Regions from separate parts of the Homo sapiens genome. Here regions 1 and 2 are each linked to region 3. Evidence: chromatin loops called from intact Hi-C (ENCODE). Cell type or tissue: MCF 10A. All regions are shown on one strand. Region 1 overlaps LOC105370259 (a long non-coding RNA gene). Region 2 has its middle 310 kb from the start of LINC01078. Region 3 has its middle 220 kb from the start of LINC00347.

Evidence for each region. Peaks named below come from ENCODE experiments on the same cell type or tissue, not always from the same donor. Only the 100,000 strongest peaks of a DNase experiment are listed, where the experiment ranks them.
Region 1: it touches region 3 in a loop (2.9-fold over the local background); 1 of 110 quality-filtered maps calls a loop at or near these places.
Region 2: a loop joins it to region 3, with 3 times the contacts of the local background. A loop is called at or near these places in 1 of 110 quality-filtered maps.

What each region holds. Positions count from the first base shown.
Region 1 is chr13:74,289,452-74,291,951 of GRCh38, reverse strand. The region is part of intron 1 of LOC105370259 (a long non-coding RNA gene); the gene reads right to left. It also overlaps a transcript of KLF12 not described here. Among named protein-coding and RNA genes, the nearest start is that of LINC00402, 59 kb to the right of the region's middle. In MCF 10A, no CTCF peak of the experiment used is centred here; a DNase peak (open chromatin) is centred at 1,381.
Region 2 is chr13:74,929,629-74,932,128 of GRCh38, reverse strand. No RefSeq gene overlaps it. Among named protein-coding and RNA genes, the nearest start is that of LINC01078, 310 kb to the left of the region's middle. In MCF 10A, no CTCF peak of the experiment used is centred here; a DNase peak (open chromatin) is centred at 1,508.
Region 3 is chr13:74,771,114-74,773,613 of GRCh38, reverse strand. No RefSeq gene overlaps it. Among named protein-coding and RNA genes, the nearest start is that of LINC00347, 220 kb to the right of the region's middle. In MCF 10A, no CTCF peak of the experiment used is centred here; a DNase peak (open chromatin) is centred at 1,383.

The DNA.
Region 1 (2,500 bases), 480 kb after region 3:
TTACAACATCTAGCTAACCTGTGATCAGACTCTGCAAACAATAAGTTCTGATACACAGCTGAGAAGACATTTTGATTTCAAAAATAGTTGATATTAGCTACTGAATTTGAGGTATGGGTGCCCAAAATATCTGGTGCTTTCTACCTCTTCCTAATTTACATCATCTTTGCTGATTTGTGTGCCTGCTTTTCCAGATTTCTCTCACTAAGGTGTAGATACATATATGTATATCCAGTCAGGGAGGTCTATTCCATATATAGTCATCCTTTCTCATCTCATTCTCCTACACATGAACACTTTCTAGTCTTTTTCTGCCGGTTAAAATCCAGTTGCTCCTTTAATGCCCTGCCCTTCTCACTGGAGCATTTAATATACAGCCCTGCCTGTGGACTGGATTAACCTTCGCCATATATGTTCTGCTTCGCCAACTGACAATGAACAGACTGACCTTGTTGTCTATATCTCTGAGGATGTGACTTTGCCCAGAGAGCCATGCTTGGGGCCTCACTTGCCACCACAGATGATGAGACTTTTGAGCCTCAGCTTAAGATCACTACCAACACTTCTTCCTGGCCTCCCAATCACACTTGCATCTCATGCTGACCAGAACATTTATTTGAATGTTTCAGTTAGTTGAATAATTCCTAACTCATGCACAACTGATTTATCTAACTGTCAGCTTCATTATAAGGTAGTGTAGTTTTCAAACCTATTTATAGGCATTTCCTCAGAAAAGCCCAGGAATCTGAGTGACCTGAAGCACACATTTAATGGCACAAAACCCTAACTGATTTAAAAATAAAACCCACTTAGGACAAAAATAAACCAGGTAGGTTTTCCCTCCTCCAATGCCCTGTATCCTACAAACTGGTAAATTTTAGATCTAGTTCTTTTTAAGAAAGCTCTGCTCACTGGGGCAAAAAATTGTTGTTGTAGAATAAGTGGAATAAGTTTGTTTTCAGTTAGGCCAGTGGGACAATATTCAGCTAAGCATACTCTTTCTAGAAACACTTCAGTGAAAGTTCTGTCCAACTGTTTGTTTGTTCATTTATTTTAACAAAAAACAGACTTTTCCTATGTTGCGTTTGCTGTGCAAACGGAGCTAGCATCCAATGGCATGTAAATCAGGTATAAATTATAAAGGTTTTTATATTTGTCTTCAGGACAACAACGTTTAAAATACTCTGCCTTCTCCAACAGTTTGTTGAAGTGCAGAAGCTGAAAAAATTCTGGGCTTGTAAAGAAACTGCAATGCCTAAAACTCTCCAGAAGTACTCAGAATGACAGGGCTCTTAACCAATAATACGTGAGATTCACGGAACACATTGTCACTACTCAGCAAATAATAAGAGGCAGGTATAAGTATGACATCATTGAAATACAGTCTCATTGGCGGTTCCTCTGTGTGCTGGTTACTGCTCTATTTGTGGAAGCAGCAGCCTTATTCAAATTAACCTTTTCACGCAGAGGGGTGGAGGGAGGTAGTGAGTAATATGCGGCAGTCTTTTCCCTGAAGGTGATGTGCTCTCAAATTCGCTTTGCATTGCCTTTGAGCAGACAAAATAAAAATAAATTCAGCTGTGGCAGTGTTTCACAGGGATAATAGCTGCTGGAATTAGATCAGGTCAGTGGAAAGGAATGAAAAAGAATCTGTGGCTGAGTTCAAGCAAATTTCTGAATTTTATTCTAGCTTTTATTCTTTCCCCCTTATTATTTCTCCGTGTCTCATTCGTGGTGTCAACGGCTGCAGAGACTAAACTTGGAATCCCTCCAATTGGCCATTTGAGAGGGAAATTTCTTTGAATATTAATACCTCTAGCCCATGCTGTCTGGGGGTCTAGCAGACAGGTCAGATTAATGGATGGTTTTCTGGCATTGTACAAATACTCAGGAGTATGAAGCTGATGAGATAATTTAATCACATTTACTGTAGTCTGTGAGGAACTGTCATCCTGTATCCTGTTACTGTTATATAATATAGGGCCTCCAGCTACATCAAGGATACACAAGAGAGCCCACTCAAGTTTTTAACTCTTAGGATTTTGTTTTAACTTATGAGGGCTCCGATATAAGGTGGCTGTCCTTTAATGATATATCTCTTCCTTTCCCAGTTTAGTTTCTGGGACTTCACACAACTTTGCCTAAATAAAATGCTTTGGGTCTTTGGCCTTATTTTATTTTCTCTCTTTAAACTTCTGTTTCACTGTCTATTGTCATCTGTCAAAATCATTCTATATAGAATGTAAAATTTTGAATCCTGCTGTAGAGTATATTTGCCTTGGTCATTTCCTGTTTGGGGAATTTATTTACATTTTTTCCCTTCCCTTATTACCTATTACTTTCTACCTCAAAATTTCTCTACTTGTCAAAGACAAATAAAATGATGGAAATGACAAAAGAATACAGAATGTTGACTATAAATCTGTCAACTCTGCCATAATATGGAGTTGGGCCGAAATGGCTGTATTTCAGGTAAGAAACAAGTTGCTGCCTGCATGTA
Region 2 (2,500 bases), 160 kb before region 3:
CTGTTGTTTTGTTTGCTGCTATCAGTATCCAATTGCTTCCCTAATTGTTTAAATTGTTTACCACTATGACCTCATTTTATTTATTTTTTATTTTTTATTTTATTTATTTTTTTAAGGAAGGTTGCCTCCAGACAGGAGTTCCTATACTCTGTTTCCAATTAAGTCAGCTCCCTCAGGCAGTGCTGTGGAGCTGGCAGTCCTCAAGTCTGGCTTTCCCCAGAGCAGAAGCTCTGCTCATTGTGCTGGAGCTAAGTGCATGGATGGGATGAGATACAGTCTGCTTCTCCCAGACTGACTCCTTTACCCTAAGTTGGAGCTAGGCAGTATGGTAGTCCCTATTTTCCTTTGGAAGAGTATGGAACTTCTACCCTATAAGCATGGCAATAGAAGCCTTAAGTCTCTTTGGCCTACAGTTCATGGCTTGCAGTGTCTGACCAGGAAAAAGCCTTCACCCTATGAGTGAGAGCTGGGCAGAGAGCTATCTTAGCTGAACCCTTCTGGAGTAGATTATATGGAACATAGATCTTGAAGGAGGTTATAAGGGAGCCTTATCTGCCCCTCCCAGAGTGAAACCATTGCCCTACAGCTGAGAGGTAATGGAGGGAGTAGGGTGAAAAATGCCACCCTCTTCTTGGCCTTGCCTGCCTAAAATAAACCTGCAACACTGACTAAAAGTTGGGAGTGGTGATGACAGCAGTTTCTGGCTCAAGTGCCACAGACTACCACTGTTCTTACTGAAATTCTGAAGTTTTTTTTTTTTTTATAAATGCTTCTCAACTTATTGCCTCTTCTTAGCTCAATTTCCAGAGACATTATTAAATAATTTTATTTTTGGTAATTTGTGCCAGTTTAGTGATTCCTTTATTAGAAGGTCTGCAATCTCACACAGCCAACGTCTCATTTCTCTCTCTCTCTCTCTCTCTCTCTCTCTCTCTCTCTCTGTGTGTGTGTGTGTGTGTGTGTGTGTGTGTTTGTATATATATATTTCTGTATAATTCTACCCTTCTGAGTCTATGGCTGGAAATCAGAACTTTCACTTCTCACCTCCTTTCTTTAACCTTCCTTAGCTCTCCTTACAAACATAGAAGGGTTGCTACAGCCTCTTCTATTAGTGTAGCATTACCCTTATAATAAAGACATAAAGGGAAGTTTCTAGAATTAAAAGCAAACATGTCTTTCAAGATGACTGTCATGGGCTTACTTTCTAAAAAGAAAGTTCAGTTTGACTATTAAAGATGAGCAGTATTGTTGTTCTAGTCTGGTAAATCACTTTCTCATAAAGCACGGAAATGCTTCTGTTCAACAAATTGGGAATCGCAGGATATCATGATTTAAGTTGAATTAATCACAGGATACTATGATTTAAATTTTAACTATAGCAGAATAATGACGTTGGCTTAGATAAAATAATAGGCAGATTAATTTTAGCTGAGGAGGTGGAAGATGATTTGGAAATGAACTGTGCCAGCAGTGAGTAGATGACTCACTTTGATGCTCCAGATCTATAAAAAGCCCAACTCCTGATTCAGTTGGCTGATCAACAACAGTTGAGTGACTCAGGAGGAGTAATCATTAGAGGAAGAATGGTGGGGCAGATTGACTAAAGAAAGGCTGACCCATATCATAACATGACATGTCATCTGCTTTTAAGCCCACTGTGTTAATTAGGGGCACTATTATTCCCCAGCCACATAAAATTGAAAAGCAAATCACTTAAATGTTCTTATTATATAATATTTGAAGCATATAAGAGCATGTATGTTTGGTAAGAAGCATTCTTATAAAATTAACATGCATGCATCCACCATATTTAATAATAAAAACATTACCATTAGCTTTGCATATACCTTTATGCTACCCCCATGAGTAAATAGATTGCTGAATTTTATTTGTATTTATTTGGCTTTTAGATTTTCTGTTTAATTTTTACAAAAAAGGAAACATTTACAGCCTTCTATGACTTAATTTTTTATAACTCAAATTACTTTTATAAGCATTATGTTATAGGTAGCTGTAGGTCATTTAAAAATATTTTAATTATTTTTGAAATATAATTCACATACTATAAAATTCACCTGTTTAAAGAACACATTAATTGGTTTTTAGAAAATTCTAAAGATTGTGCAATCATCATGACTATATAATTTCAGAATATTTTCACCACAAAAAGAAACCCATACTCTTTGCAGTCACTCCCAATTTCCTCCTTTTCCCAGCTCGTGGCGACTACTTTTTGTTTCTATGTATTTTCCTATTCAAACATTCCATTTTGTTTCTGTATTGTTTTATGAATCAGTACTTAATTTCTTCTTACAGTTGAATAATATTCCATTATATGGATACACCATATTTGTTCATTTATCAGTTGATGGACATTTGAGTTTTTCTACTTTTTGCCTATTTTGAGTAATGTTTTTGCAAACATTCATGTTCAAGTTTTTGTGTAAACATATGGCTTTAATTATCTTGGGTGTTCCTAAGAGTAGAATTTCCGGGTCAT
Region 3 (2,500 bases):
CTCTAATTTTGTGTGTTGCCAAGTAAAGTTCGACCTGCAATAAGCATAAGGAAAAATATTCTCTCATAATGTTTAGCTGAATTTATAGAAGATAGTGAAGATGCAACTCTATTTTTGTCACACTGTGATGCAATAGCATTTTGCATTTCCTTAAATAAATGCCAAAAATATGAGGCACATGATAGAGGATCCCAAAGGATGCAAAATCTCTCCTGGCAGACACTGAGGAAAGATAAAATTAAAACAAGGCAACTGATTAACCTTGACTGGTTTATAGCTAGAATAAAATTAGAGAAATGTTTGAATAAAAGCACACTCCTCTTTTTTATTTTATTTTCTTGAGGCAGTGTCTTGCTCTGTTTTCCAGACTGGAGTGCAGTGCAGTTGTGCGAACACGACTCACGGCAGCCTCTACCTCCTGGCTCAAGCAATCTTCCCACCTCAGCCTCCTCAGTAGCTGGGATCACAATGCAGGCCACCACAATGGCTAATTATTGTTATTTTTTGTGTGTGGAGATGGGGTCTTGCTATGTCACCCAGGCTAGGCTTGAACTCCTGGGCTCAAGCAATCCTCCTGCCTCAACCTCCTAACATGTTGGGGTTACAGGCATGAGCCACTGCGCCCAACCTCTTAATTTTTAATTGTATGGAGTTATGGTCATTTCAGAACCTTCAATTTTCAAGAATAATATTTTTCATATCTTCCTTTCCTCATTCTCTTGTAACTTCCTTTGAACTTTTTCTACAGAAGTCTTGTTTTCTGCACAGTTTATAATTTTCATGATAAAGCAGAAACAAAGACTTGAAGAAGACACTTGCCTAAATTTAAGGTGGGAGATTCAGATACACGTTTGCAAAGCAATATTTTGTATTCCCAAAGAAAAGGCAAACCTGACACTGGAGGAAGGGGAAGAACAAAGCAGAGGAGTTACTCACTCTGCAGAGGAAGAAGCAAAAACATGATTCCTAACAGTTGGAGGAAAGGGAAGGATTGTTTCTTGCATAGATCCAGGAGCAGAGGGAAAACGACTCATAGCAAATACTGTAAAATTAAAGAAAGTTGAACCAAATGGTTACAATGTTTGAGTTCACACTTAGATGAGGGTGGGTCCTTCGGGCCTGGCATGATAGTGGTAGGAAAAACAGAAGTGAGAGAACCCTAAAGAGCAGGTTATCTTGGAGATAGAGGAATGTTGCCATTAGTGTATTGAACTGCTTAGAATGTGTTTCCTCTAAGAACTTGGAGGATTCAACAGATATTTATCAGGCATTTTTCAGGCTCCTGAGCTGCTATGATAGGGCAGAGACTGGCACAAGGATGAGACACAGTCGTCCCTGACCTTGAAGAATCGAATGAGTCCTAGGTTGTGAAATTTGTTTTAATAAGAACAATTTCATCTCAGAAGTTAAAGTCAGATGATTCACAGTAAAGAAATTTATCTAGACCATAGACTATTTCAAATAAAATGAAAGTCATTCTTTGCAGACATCATCATTGACCACAACATGGTCCTTGTAATATATTTTGTTACTCTGCCATCCTCTGGTAATCTGAACTGTAAAACCAGTTATAGCTAGTGGCAGGCAAGATCATCGTCTACTAATAAATACTAATATTTTTCTAGATACAGGCAAACAGAAAATGACAATAGAAAAAATATTCTTTAAGAATATGAAGAGCATATATTTAACAGGAAGCAATACGTGGCTTTGTAAAATACCAGACTTCCCAGGAAGCAATACTAAAGATATTCATACTAATTAGATATTTTATGGAATGATGTTGTTTGCCCAAGGATGAGAAAAACAACCATCCTGTCTTGAAAACAGACTAGCACTAGAGAGAAACAAAGCCTTACGCCTGGAACTGCATATAATGGCATGATACTGTTACCAAAACTTTCTATTTCTATTCAGAACTGAAATTTAATTCTGACTGTCGCATGCTGTGGGAACTATAGACTAAGCCAAAATCCAGTCATGATCTTCGAGAAACTTCTACTGTCATTTATTTATCAAATAGACTAGAGGTTAAGGCAAAGCACTTTGCAATAAGAGAGAAAAATGTTAGAGACATAAAGAGAAAACAGGACTGCTATCATAGATTTTTTAATAGTTTAGTAAGTAATAATAATCTGATTTGTCATAGTGCTTTATTTTTTAATACTTCTACATTTAATAACTCATTTGATGAGGGACAAAGCAGTGTAATAAAATGAATTCAGGTTTTGAGCCCCAGCTCTATGGACCTTGGGAAAATAACTTAAAGCCTTCTGAACATCATTTTCTTCCTCTGTAAATGTGGAATATAACCTTGAGCACAGAATTGTAATGAGGATTAAATGGGATAATTAATGTTAAGTGCTTATTTCAGAGCATGCTATTAAGTCTTCAATAACCATCAAATGTCATTCTCCTCATCATCCTCATTGCCATATCATCATCTTCTTCCTCTTCATCATCATCCTCATCATCATTGGGGTGTTATGAGGATAATCAT